Regions from separate parts of the Homo sapiens genome. Here region 2 is linked to region 1. The links are chromatin contacts, found by POLR2A ChIA-PET in ENCODE. All regions are on one chromosome and are shown on one strand. The core of a region is the stretch at or near the end of the contact, and the rest is flanking DNA. Distances in the headings are between cores, read along the strand shown. Region 1 has its middle 21 kb from the start of SPRY4-IT1. Region 2 has its middle 44 kb from the start of NDFIP1.

The links. ChIA-PET counts read pairs that join two places held with the same protein, here RNA polymerase II (POLR2A).
Region 2: POLR2A ChIA-PET joins it to region 1 with 11 read pairs in WTC11. The contact joins two enhancer-like sites. POLR2A ChIA-PET finds 5 or more read pairs at or near these places in 2 of 52 experiments (OCI-LY7 and WTC11).

Annotation. Positions count from the first base shown.
Region 1 is chr5:142,294,173-142,300,697 of GRCh38, forward strand. No RefSeq gene overlaps it. Among named protein-coding and RNA genes, the nearest start is that of SPRY4-IT1, 21 kb to the right of the region's middle. Within about 2 kb of position 2,904, at least 5 of the 41 ENCODE cell types and tissues checked have a DNase peak (open chromatin) inside an H3K27ac peak, as active enhancers do.
Region 2 is chr5:142,061,580-142,068,104 of GRCh38, forward strand. No RefSeq gene overlaps it. Among named protein-coding and RNA genes, the nearest start is that of NDFIP1, 44 kb to the right of the region's middle. Within about 2 kb of position 2,597, at least 16 of the 41 ENCODE cell types and tissues checked have a DNase peak (open chromatin) inside an H3K27ac peak, as active enhancers do.

The DNA of each region.
Region 1 (6,525 bases), core at 1,654-4,153:
GTGCTGGGATTACAGGCGTAAGCCACCCCGCCCAGCCAGAGGAGATGACTGTTAAACAACCAGTGTGGTAAGTGAAACAATAGACAAATCAGAATGCTAGGACTTCCTATGCCAGGCACTCTTGGAAGGCTGTGACTTCTTTTATGTCATTTTCACAAGTGTCTCATGAGGGGGGTACCATTACTCTCTCCCCTGTTCAGATGCAGAGACTGAAGAGCAGAGGGGTGAAGTAGCCCAAGGCCACCCTGCTGGTAAACGCTCCCAGCTGATTCCCTCGGGGAGGCAGGGGGAGACCTGTTTAGAGATAATCCAGAGAGAGAATGGTGGCTTGGAGGATGGTGGCAGATGTGGAGATGGTGAGAACTGATAGGATTCTGGATCTGTTTTGGCAGAGGTGGTGAGAACAGATCCAATCATTTGAATGTACACCTTTAATTTTCAATACACGGCCGGGCACGGTGGCTCATGCCTGTAATCCCAGCACTTTGGGAGGCCGAGGTGGGCAGATCACGAGGTCAGGAGATCGAGACCATCCTGGCTAACACGGTGAAACCCCATCTCTACTAAAAACACAAAAAATTAGCCGGGCGTGGCGGCGGGCCCCTGTAGTCCCAGCTACTCGGGAGGCTGAGGCAGGAGAATGGCGTGAACCCGGGAGGTGGAGCGTGCCGTGAGCCGAGATCGTGCCACCGTACTCCAGCCTGGGCAACAGAGCGAGACTCTGTCTCAAAAAAAAAAAAAAAAAAAAAATTTTCAATACGATTTTGCTGCTGGATCAGATGTACGGTAGGAAATAAAGAAAGAAGCCAAGAATGAGCCCAAGATTTTTGGCCTGAGCTACCAGGTAAATTGAATCTTAGATGAGGAAAGCTGTAGGAAAAGCAGGCTGGGAGAGAAACCGAGACTTCGGCTCGGTTAAAACGCGTAAAAATACGCGTTTACGGAATGAATGAAAGCAGCCGCCGAATGCTGGGCACCCACCCTTCTCACGCTCTTTCATCGCAGTGGAGGGACATCTGCGGTTAAAATGGTTGAAAAGTGCTTTTTAGTCAAGTCTTTCTCACACACACGCCTCACCCCCACCCCTGGGTTCCAGAGAGAGAGGCCCATAGCTGTGTGACCTTCTCACTTTGTTTTTACACCTTTAACTTTGTTTTGGCAGCTTTGACCTGAAGGCAGCAGTTCCAACCCGGTTTGTATTCCTGGGTCAAGGAGAGGCTTCCTGCCTGGAACTCTTCCCCTGGCTCCCCTTGAAACCCCCATCCCTGGGCTTTTCTTTGTATGTAGATCACGGTCCTGTAGTCCCTGGCAAAGGCAGAGGTGGGTTGGGGGCCTGCAGGGCTGGGAAGTGTGAAGTTTCTCCGCTGTTAGAGGAAGCCCGGGTGATTCAGTGAGCTGGGCGCTATCTTTAGGAAGGAAAACATCACGTAGCGGGGGATCTCTATCCGGGCCATTTGTCTGCCTGCTCCCTCCCCAGGGAGGTCTTCCCAGAGGCCTGGCAGCCCCTTCCTGCTCTTGCTTAAGCCGTGTGACAGGCGTCTTTAGTTCTGAATAACTCTAGACCTGTAGATCCAGTTCATCCCCGTCTTGTGTTATTTGAGCAATTCTTGCAGATTTTTCTTTGGTCTCTTTTTTACGGTGTGCATGTGCATGTAAGGACTAAGTCCGGGAAGCCTGCTAGGTAAAACCACAGTGGAGGCTCAGACCCCCAAATTTCAAACCAGGTTTCAGCTCAAACATCACCTTCTAAGAGAGGCCTTCCCTGACCACTACCTGCATCATTTGCTACCTTGTTACCGGACTTAATTTCCCTGCAGCATTTTTTACTCTTTAAAATTATCCTGACCATCTATTTCTTACGTACCTGCTTCTTGTCTGCCTCCTTCACTCTAGAATGTATGCACCCTCCATGATGGTCTTGCTCCTTACATAGCCTGAGCCCAGGCCTGTGCCTGGTACATACTGGGCCCTCAGTCAAGGTTAGTTGACCTGGTTGACCTTGACCTGGTTGACCAGCTGTAAGGCCCTCGGGGAAGGCCAGTTAGCAGGCACTACCTCTGCTCTTGTTTGGATCTCTGCTAACTATAAGAGGATCTGAGTTATAATTTTTCCTTTTTCAGCTGTGGAGCTTCCCTGACCCTTTATCAGCAGGCAGTGGGGACTCTGGGGAGCTTTATCAACTCTATGCAAGAGAGAAAGCCACTTTTGTCCCTCCTTTTCCCCTCGAGAGCTTCTCATATCATCTCAGCCTCTGCCTTCCTGTGTCTCTCTAGATCTGTGCTCTCAATTTGTCCCCACCCCACATATCACTGTGGTTCTCCCCGTCTGCCCTCCGTTTCTCTATTTCTGTCTCCCTCTTCTCCTCCTTCTCCCTCAGCTCTATGTTTTCTTTCCTTTATTGAGTTCTTACCTCATGGTAAATGCTATACACAGACTCTCACTGACCTCTGACAAGAGTCCGTGTGAGAGAGGTCATTATTACCCCCATTTTCCAGATGGGGAAACTGAGACGTGGGGAGGCTCCTTTAGTGTCAAAGCAGTGCTTGCAGGTTGTTGGGTTTTTTCTTATCCCAAGGTCAGAGAAACTTGGGGAAGTCAGAGCTAGAAGGTGAGAGACAGCTATAAACTGCCTCCACCAGGTCATCTGTGTCATCTGCTAACTTCAGCAGATCCTTTTTGGGGAAGAGGTGGTAAGGCAGATGGAAATAAAGCTTTCTTCTTATTCAGTCTACCAGAAATATGAGCTCTTCAAACTTTAACATGGAGGCAGAAGGGCCAGGATGAATCAGGTTAAACCATGATCTCCCAGACTGCATTTTCAAGAGACGTGTGGGGCAGCCTTGGAAATAGCTACTCCCCAGCTCGCCTGGCCTGGATAAGTTATTGTTAAAGAGTAAAGGGAAATGATCCTAATGGATTCCGCTTCCGGCCTCCCCCACGGAGTGGGCTGGTAACCGTTATTTACAAGGCTGCCTTATTCATGGCCACTGAAGCTAGGAGAGGCAGGATGGAGACAGAATCCAACAAATGGTTTATTTATATCTACATCCCAGACCTCAAAAGGAAAATTCCCATACTTAGACATTCCTAGATGGCCTGCGACACAGGATATTTAAAGTAACAATGGGCCAAATTCTTGCTTACATTTTTGGCAGGGCTCCAGTCTGAAAGTCCACAAGAGAAAGACTTGGGCTGTATAACATGGAGGGAGGGGGGACTGTTTCTAATTTGAGACCTGTTTAAGATCTGACTTCCCCCTCCTTCCTGGAGTTACAAGGAAAATATGATTTTGATTTTAGAGACAACATTCCATGTGATCCACTTTGGAAGATTTTAGAAGTTGAAGCTCTGTGCCCTCCCCCTTGCCTTTGAGAAAAAGGGGGTTGTTAAAAGAACTAATAGAACACACTTTGAAAAACCCTAGAACTCCTCTTCCATTTCTTCTACCTGTGTCAGGGGTTGGCGAGGGGAATAGCCACTACCTATGGGCAGTCTAGTAGCCAAACCCTCTGAATGCTGCAGATGACCATATAGAGCTGAATATGGTTGTCTACAAAATAGTCATTGAGCCATTTAAAACATGTCTTTGTGACATTAGTTCCAAGGAAAATCTCAGGAAGGGTTTTTAATGGTGACTTATTAGCCTGGGCAACATAGCAATGTAAAAAATCAATTAAAAAAAAATTAGGGCCAAGCATGGTGGCTCACGCCTGTAGTCCCAGCTACTCGGGAGGCTGAGACAGGTGAATCGCTTGAACCTGGGAGGCAGAGGTTCTGGTGAGCCAAGATCACGCCATTGCACTCCAGCCTGGGCAACAGAGCAAGACTCCATCTCAAAAAAAAAAAAAAAATTAGCCAGGTGTGGTGGCAGGTACCTGTAATCACAGCTACTTGGGAGGCTGAGGCAGGAGAATCGATTGAACCCAGGAGGTGGAGGTTGCAGTGAGCCAAGACTGCACCACTGCACTCCAGCCTGGGCAACAGAGCAAGACTCCATCTCAAAAAAAAAAAAAAAAAATTAGCCGGGTGTGGTGTCACACACCTGTATTCCTAGCTACTCCGGAGGCTGAGGTGAGAGGACTGTTTGAGCTCAGGAGTTTGAGGCTGCAGTGAGCTATGATTGTGCCACTGCACCCCAACCTGGTGACAGAGTGAGACCCTGTCTCTAAAAAACAACAACAAAAAATAGTGACTTATTGTACTTATAGTCAAGGTGAATTTTTTCCCAATAACTTTATTGAGGTATGATTGACATATAAAAAGCTGTGCATATTTAATATATACAATTCAATGAGTTATGACCTTCCCAACCCTATGATAATTCTAAACACCAGCCTTGTAAAGAAATAGAAAAATGTACTAGCTCTGTAAGTTAGGAAGCCTTTGGCTGCCAGTCATAAACCAGCTCACCCAGCGTGGCGGCTCATGCCTGTAATACCAGCACTTTGGGAAGCTGAGGTGGGTGGATCACCTGAGGTCGAAAGTTTGAGACCAGCCTGACTAACATGGAGAAACCCCATCTCTACTAAAAATACAAAATTAGTCGGGCGTGATCGTGTGCATCTGTAATCCCAGCTACTTGGGAGGCTGAGGCAGGAGAATTGCTTAAACCCAGGAGGCAGAGGTTGCGGTGAGCCGAGATCGCCCCATTGCACTCCAGCCTGGGGCAACAAGTGCAAAACTCCATCTCAAAAAAAAACAAAATAAAACAAAGAAACTTCCCAGAAGTCCCCCTAGATTTCCCCTCACCTCCCATCGGCCTGCACTGCATCACATGCCAACACCTGGTACAGTCACATTTGATAAGACTCCTCTGGGTTTTACAGCTGGAGACGTGAATAGGGTTATTCTTCCCTGAGTCACATGGGAAGGGGGTGAACTCCAGAACAAACGTGGGGCAGCAATAAAAAATGAAGGATAGCTATCAACCAAGGTGTCTGCCACAGTGGCTGTGATCAAAAAAATGTGGAAGCAATGTAAATGTCTATCAGTGGGGGAGGGGTTCATTCATTAAAAGAAAAGAAAAAAGTACTGATAGTCAATATAGTGATAACCAATATGGATAACTAGGTAGTGTCTAGAACCTGCAGATAGAGCAGTGAATAAAACTGCCTTTGATTCAGTGGTTCACGCCTGTAATCCCAGAATTTTGGGAGGCCGAGGTGGGCGGATCATTTGAGGTCAGGAGTTCTAAGCCAGCCTGGCCACAATGGTGAAACCCCGTCTCTACTAAAAATACAAAAATTAGCTGGGCGTGGTGGTGGGCGCCTGTAATCCTAGCTACTCAGGAGGCTGAGGCAGGAGAATCGCTTGAACCCAGGAGGCAGAGGTTGCAGTGAGCAGATGCCAGCCTGGGTGACAGAGCAAGACACCATCTCAAAAATAAATAAATAAATAAAAAATAAGCAAATAAAAATAAAACTGCCTTTGAAGGGGAAAAGACAGATAGCAAATAAAGTAATGAGCACATGTGTGATATAATTGCAAATTGAAATAAGGACAGCAAAGGAAAAGACAGCAAAGGAAATAAGGACAGCAAAGAGAATATCAGGGCAGCCCAGGAAGGCCTTCTTACCTTCCTGAGGGTAAGAAGGAGTGAGCCGTGGGTAAGGGAGTGGAGGACTATGGAGTATTCCTGGCAGCAGCAAGAGCTTCTGAAGCAGGAAGGGCTCAGAAGCAGGAAAGGGCTGCTTAGCTTCTTGAGAGAGTTATAGGAGGTGTGGGAAGGGGCACAAGATAAGGGTGGGAGAGGATGGAGGTAGCCAGGGCTAGATTAGGTAGGGTCTTACAGGCTTCAGTAAGAAGTCTGACTTTATTCCTAAAACCAATGAGAAGGAACTGAAGTTTATTGTTTATTTATTTATTATTATTATTATTTATTTGAGATGGAGTCTTGCTCTGTCGCCCAGGCTGGAGTGCAATGGTACAATCTCTGGTCACTGCAACCTCTGTCTCCTGAGTTCGAGCGATTCTCCTGCTTCAGCCTCCCGAGTAACTGAGATTACAAGTGTGCACCACCATGCCCAGCTAATTTTTGTATTTTTAGTAGAGACGGGGTTTCGCCATGTTGTCCAGGCTGGTCTCGAACTCCTGACCTCAAGCAATCCGCCAGTCTCAGCCTCCCAAAGTGTGGGGATTATAGGCGTGAGCCACCGCACTTGGCCTGTTTGTTTTTAATTATTTTTAAACCCTTTTTATTTTGGAATAATTTTTGATTTACAGAAGAGTTGCAAAGATGGTACAGAGAATTGCCCTATATTTTTCAGCCAGCTTTCCCTAATTTTAATATCTTACAAAACCATGGTACATTTATCTAAATCAGAAATTAACATTGGCACAATCCTGTCTAGATTTTATTCAGATTTTACCAGTTTTTCAACTACTGGCCTTTCTCTGTTCCAGGATCCAGTCCAGGAAAACATTTACTTATCATGTTTTTCCCAGTCTGTGACAATTTGTCCGTCTTTCCTTGTTTTTCAGGACCTGGACACTTTTGAACAGTACTGGTGAGGTATTTTGTAGACG
Region 2 (6,525 bases), core at 1,347-3,846, 230 kb before region 1:
CCCTGGGGGAGAAGTCAATGAGCAAACAATGCAACATCCTTAGTCTGAGCCCTGGAAGACTGAGAAATGATTCTGTTGGAGCATAAGTTGGTCTTGTGAGCTATGGGATGTTCCCCATCTGTCACCCCCAGACCTTCAGTAAAACCTGCTGTATACAGTAGCCTGGTGTTGGTGGTGACTTGGGGTCATGCATGAAGTGAGTGGGACTCACTTGAGGTCAACCTCAAAGACTGACCTTAAGAGTCGGGACTGAGGCTGGGTGCAGTGGCTCACACCTGTAATTCCGACACTTTGGGAGGCTATGGTGGGAGGATGGCTTGAGCCCAGGAGTTCAAGACCAGGCTGGACAAGGTGATGTGACCCTGTTTCTACAAAAAAAAAAAAAAAAAAAAAAAAAAAGCCAGGCATGGTGGTGCATGCCTGTAGTCACAGCTACTCCGGAGACTGAGGTGGGAGGATCACTTGAGCCTAGGAGTTCAAGGCTGCAGTGAGCTATGATCCCGCCACTGCACTCCAGTCTGGGCAACAGAGCAAGACTCTATCCCCACAAAAATTTTGTTTTAATTTTTAATTTTAATTTTTTGCATGTTCTCACTTATTTTTGGGATCTAAAAATCAAAACAAACTCATGGACATAGTAGGTAGTAGGGGGAAGGCGGGGGTTGGGTAATGGGTACAAAAATAGAAAGAATGAATAAGACATACTATTTGATAGCACAACAGGGTGACTCTAGTCAATAATATAAATTTTTAAAAATTATATATTTATTTATTTATTTATTTTAAAGAGTTGGGACTGAGCTGGAGCATAGGCCATAAGATTGCCTCTCAGGAGCAGAAGTGAGACTGTGAAAGTAAGAAAGCAGGGGTAGGGCTGGGTGGGATGAGGTGAGGGAGTGAAGGGCACATACCTAGGGGAGTTTCACTTTGCAAGGGTGTTCTAGATGCTGGGATTGTCTGCCTTCTGCAACCACAGAGGGCTAGCCAGAAACCAGGGAGCCTCCTTGTCTGTACTCTGATCCCATCCTTGGGCTTAGTTGATTAGTCCAGGTATGGGAACCTCTGACCTGGGCCATTAAGCCTCTTCCCTTGGTTTCTGTCTCTTAGACTTCAAGAATGCTTGAGGTCAGGCTGTCTCCCATGACTGAGGCAGTGAAAGGTAAAATTCATAGGATCTGTCCACAGCCATGCTTTCTGTCATGTGGGAAAAGCTAGCCGGGCATGGTGGCTCAAGCCTGTAATCTCAGCACTTTGGGAGGCCGAGGTGGGTGGATCACCTGAGGTCAGGAGTTCGAGACCAACTCAGCCAACATGGTGAAACCCTGTCTCTACCAAAAATATAAAAATTAGCCAGGTGTGGCAGCGGGCGCCTATAGTCCCAGCTACTTTGGGAGGCTGAGGCAGGAGAATCGCTTGAACCCGGGAGGTGGAGGTTGCAGTGACCCGAAATCATGCCGTTGCACTCCAGCCTGGGTGACAGAGTAAGACTCTGTGTCAAAAATAGTAATAATAGTAATAAAATTTAAAAATTAAAAGAAAAGAAAAGCTGCTGCAAGGAGAGGAAAGGAAGCTGACGTCTGAGAGGGATGCAGAGAGAAGAGACGATAACTGAGTCTTGGTGACTTTCAGGCCTCAGAGCTCCAGCTGCAGCTCTGCCCAGAGCACCCTTTTCCCTAAGCTGCTGAACTTTGGTCTCTGCCACTTGCATCCAAAGTGCCCAATGGACACCAAGCACCTCCTCCTCACCCCCTTCATCTGGTGAACCCCTCTGGCTGGAAGTGGGGAGCTTGAGTGAGGACAGAAGCAAGTGTCCATCCCAGAATTGGGGTCCCTCATTTCTTTCTCTTCACCGTGCTTAACATGATCCAAAATTACATGTATTTACTTAATTGCTTACGTGTTTACATTGATCACCCCTGCACCCCCCAAAAATGTAAAGTTCCATTTTGTCTTGTTTAACTTGGTATCCCTAGTGCCTGGCACATCATAGGTGCTCATGAGTCATTGAATGAACAAATGAATGTACAAAGAAGATGGCTTGAAATCAGACCACTGAGACCCCCAACGAGGTCACAATTGCAGGAGAAACATCTCAGTGCCAGGCACTGAGCCTGGGATGTTTGAAATTTCTGTGCCCAAGCTGTGTGCCCTTTGGGGCGTGTGTGTATGCTGGGTACAAGGCCAGATACACAATCAATGCTATAGAAACCACAGATAAAGGGCCAGGGAGCTGAGTGTGACAATGGGCTGTTGGGAGAAGTTCCATGCAGATTACAAAGGGTTCAGAAAGGACAGGGGCATTGAAAGGCAGCTGTAATTAGAAAGCATAGGCATTCAAAGCTGCCTGGAGGTCAGAGGGGCTGGGCTGGCAGGCTGGGGAGATCGGGCAGGAAATGGGCACGGAAGCCCTGCAGTTCAGGGCTGACATAATTGGACAGAGAGCGGCAGCCAGTTACCATGGTAACAGCCAATCCGAGTGGCCGCGTATGTGGCAAGGAGTCAAGGTTTCTAAAGAAGGGGCTAAAAATGCTGCCTTTGTTCCCACTTTGAGCGAGTTGCCATCAGATCCCTGTGGGGGTGACGTGGCATGGGGACAGAGCCAACAACTGCTAGCCACCATGGCTGGGAGGGAGCCACGTGAGGACCCAGGGGACTGGCTGGGGCTGGGGAAGCTAAATATGTCATTCCATGGAGCTGGCTGTGCCTCCCAACATAAAGCAGCGGCCAATGGCCTGGGATTCAGAGTCTGAGAGTCCAGGGCTCAGATTGCAGCGTGGCCTCTTAGCAGCTATGTGACCTCAGTTTCCTTACATACAAAATGGGACTACTAACACCTTTTTCGCAGGGCGGTTGTAAGGATGGAGAGAAGTGATGCATGTCACACATTCACTTAGTGAGTGGTAGATGCTGTTGTTGTTATTCTGACAGACAACAACAGCAGCTCCTCCAAAAGGCTCTTAGCTTCTGGGGAGTAAAAGGCAGGTTTTGCTTCTTCAGGAGTTTCTTTAGGGGTACCAAAAAGGCAGTTGATAGAAACTAAAAAACTCCAGGAGGTGACCAGCTAGACTAACCAAGTGGTATTTAAAAAGAAAACATTCTTTAGGCAGGCTTGAGAGCTGTGAGATATCAGAGAATCCTGCTCCTTTGTTCTTTTGTCCAATTTGTGGGCCTGGACAGGACACAAAGACAAGGCCATCCCTCCCCTCTCCTTCCACAGTGCGGAGAGAAAGCAGAGAAGATCCTGACATGAGTGCTTCCTGAGACTTTTTTTTTTAATTTTTTTTTTTTTTTTTTTTTTTGAGACAGAGTCTCTCTCTGTCCCTCAAGCTGGAGTGCAGTGGCGCGATCTTGACTCACTGCAACCTCCACTTCCTGGGTTCAAGCAATTCTCCTGCCTCAGCCTCCCAGGTAGCTGGGATTACAGGTGCAGGCTGCCACGCCCAGCTAATTTTTTGTATTTTTAGTAAAGACGGGGTTTCATTATTTTGGCCAGGCCAGTCTCGAACTCCTGACCTCAGGTGATCCACCTGCCTCGGCCTCCCAAAGTGCCGGGATTACAGGCGTAAGCCACCACGCCCGGCCTTTTTTTTTTTCTTTAACTTTTAAGTTCAAGGGTGCATGTGCTGGTTTGTTGCATAGGTAAACATGTGTCATGGGGGTTTGTTGTTCAGATTATTTCATCACCCAGGTATTAAGCCTAGTACCTGTTAGTTATTTTTCCAGATCCTCTTCTTAAGATTTTCAAGTGAGGAAGTGAAATGAGGGTGGAAAGGCAGAGGAGGGTGCTTTGCTTAGAGACCAGGACAGGTCAGAGACAGGGCATAGGCACAGCTGTGGACTGACCACCCCCTGCCTCCCCAGCCAGAAGTGCCGGGAAATGCAGACATCCCTATTTGGACTCTGGTGCAGTCCTCTGTTGCTATGGCAACTCAGGGGCTCTGTGGTTGGTGGAAGAAGGCAGTGGCTGTGTGGAAATCGGCATTGGAGGCAGCAGCTGTGCCCTTTTGCTCCAGCAGTCTGGGTATTTCTGATGGGGGCAGGGTGGGGATACTCCCTCTGCCATCTCAGGAAGCCACACAGGAGACCCCTGGACTCCACGGCCAATGCCTCTGGCTCAGATCAGCTCCCACCCAGACTCCCTCACAGGGAGGAACCAGGCTTCTGTATGGAGTGGCAATTCCCTTGGCACCCCTACCTTGAGTATCTCCTCAGACCATATATTCCCCTGGGATTTCCTCTTCATTTTCCTCATTGATTCATTCATTCATTTGTTCATTCATTCAGCAAGTATATACCGCACAAAATGCTGGGCCAGAGCAGTGAAAAAGACAGACGAGGCTCCTGCCTTCAGGGAGCCTCCAGTTTAGTTGGGGAGAACACAGCACACAAATAAGTAGAAAGAGAGAGAGACTCAGATGCTAATAAACAGGCGACATGATCCAGAGAAATTAAGGCTGGACTGATTTAGAATGAATGGTCAGGAAAGGTCTTTCTGAAGTTGAGAAGGAGCTACAGGTGTTGGGAGTGGTCCAAGGAAGAGCAAGTGCAAAGGCTCAGAGCGGCGGGCCATGGCATTAGGGGCAGAGAAATGAGGGGGTCAGGGGCAGCAGCAGAAGCCAGGGCTGGAGAAAGGCGGGCTGGGATAAGCAGAGCCTTGTCATGGAGTCTGGTTTTCACTCTGAAGGCAATAGGAAGCACTGGTTGCCTTTAAGCACAAGAGGGGAGTGATCCCACTGATGCTTTTAAATGCTCCCTCTGCTAGCCTAGGGGACAATGGACTTCCTGCAGGAAGGCAAGAGTTGAAGCAGGGGACCCATGAGGAAACCACTGCGCTGGCCCAGGTGAGAGCTGAAGGGCTGCCTGTGCTGGTATGGATGGAGACAGAGGATTTGCAGGTAAGCCCAGCAGGACTTGCTGAGGGACCGAGGGTGGAGGACAAGGAAAAGGGGACTCAAGGATGACTCCCAGAGTCTGATTGAAACTTGGGTGAGTGGAGGTGCCATCTGTGAAGGGAGGGATGATAGCAGAGGCGGGGGAGAAATTGCACTGCATCTCAGCTCTGTTGGCCTGGATGACACATTCAAGTTATCCAAGAGCATCTTTCATTTTCACCATGAAATCCCTGAGAACTGAAGCATTTTATAAGCAACATTTCTAAAGTGTTAAGTCGAAAGGAAGCTTTCTTACAACACACTAACAGGGAAGAAAGTAATTATGTTAAAAGCTAACTGTTGGATGTCCTAGGTTGGTGGCACAACTCACTTAGGGCAATACCTGCTCTTTTGTAAGATAAACACCTTGATGGGTCATTTTCCGGTGTGGAAGGTGAGATCCTCTTGGACATGATGTGAACTAACTTACTACCTGCCAATCTCTGTGTTCACTGTTTTCAATACATTCTAATTTAACCTCTGTTTTTTATATATTATAATAATAATAATTGTTATTATTATTGTTATTACAGGTGTGAGCCACTGCACCCAGCCAAGAGGAAAATGTCTAAATAAATTATAGTATGTCCATACAATAAAATAGTAATGTGATCATTGTAGAGAATGAAATAGATCTATATACTTTAAGTGGGATTATGTCTAAAACAAAATGTTAAATGAAAAAAGCAAGTTGTAGAGTACACAGAATATGGTCTCATGTAGGAAAACAACAAAAATGACCTCTCCATTAAAAAAATAGTCTCAAGGCTGGGAGCGGTGGCTCGTGCCTATAATCCCAGAACTTTGGGAGGCCAACGCAGGCGGATTGCTTGAGCTTAGGAGTTCGAGACTAGCCTGGGTGACATGGGGAAACCCCATCTGTACACTTGATCTTATCCAAAAGGCCAAGAAGCATTGGGAATCCCATCTCTAAAAAATATTAGCTGGGCATGGTAGCATGCACCTGTGATCCCAGGTGCTTGGGAGGCTGTGGCGGGAGGATTGCTTGAGCCTGAAAGGCGAAGGTTGCAGTGAGCCTGCACTCCAGCCTGGGTGACAGAGTGAGACTGCCTCTCAAAAATAAATAAATAAATAAAAATAAAAAATAAAAAAGTCTCAAAACACACAAAATATCAAATGGCTACAGTGCGTACTTTTTTTTTTTTCTTTTTTGAGTCGCCCAGGCTGGAGTGCAGTGGCGCTATCTCTGCTCACTGCAACCTCCGCCACACAGGTTCAAGCAATTCTCCTGCCTCAGTCTCTCAAGTAGCTGGGATTACAGGCATGCGCCACCACTCCTGGTTAATTTTTGTATTTTTAGTAGAGATGGAGTTTCACCATGTTGGCAAGGCTGGTCTTGAACTCCTGACCTCAGGTAATCCGCCCACTTCAACCTCCCAAAGTGCTGGGATTACAGGCGTAGGCCACTGCACCCGGCTTACAGTGAATACTTCTGAATAGAGAGAGTAAACTTGGGTTTGGGAATTCAAATGGGCTTTTACTTTAATTGTATTGTTTGACGTTTTTATCCAGCAGGAATACATTTGTGTGTTTCCTGTGTAATTTAAAAACTCTAAAAATAAATGCATCCCCA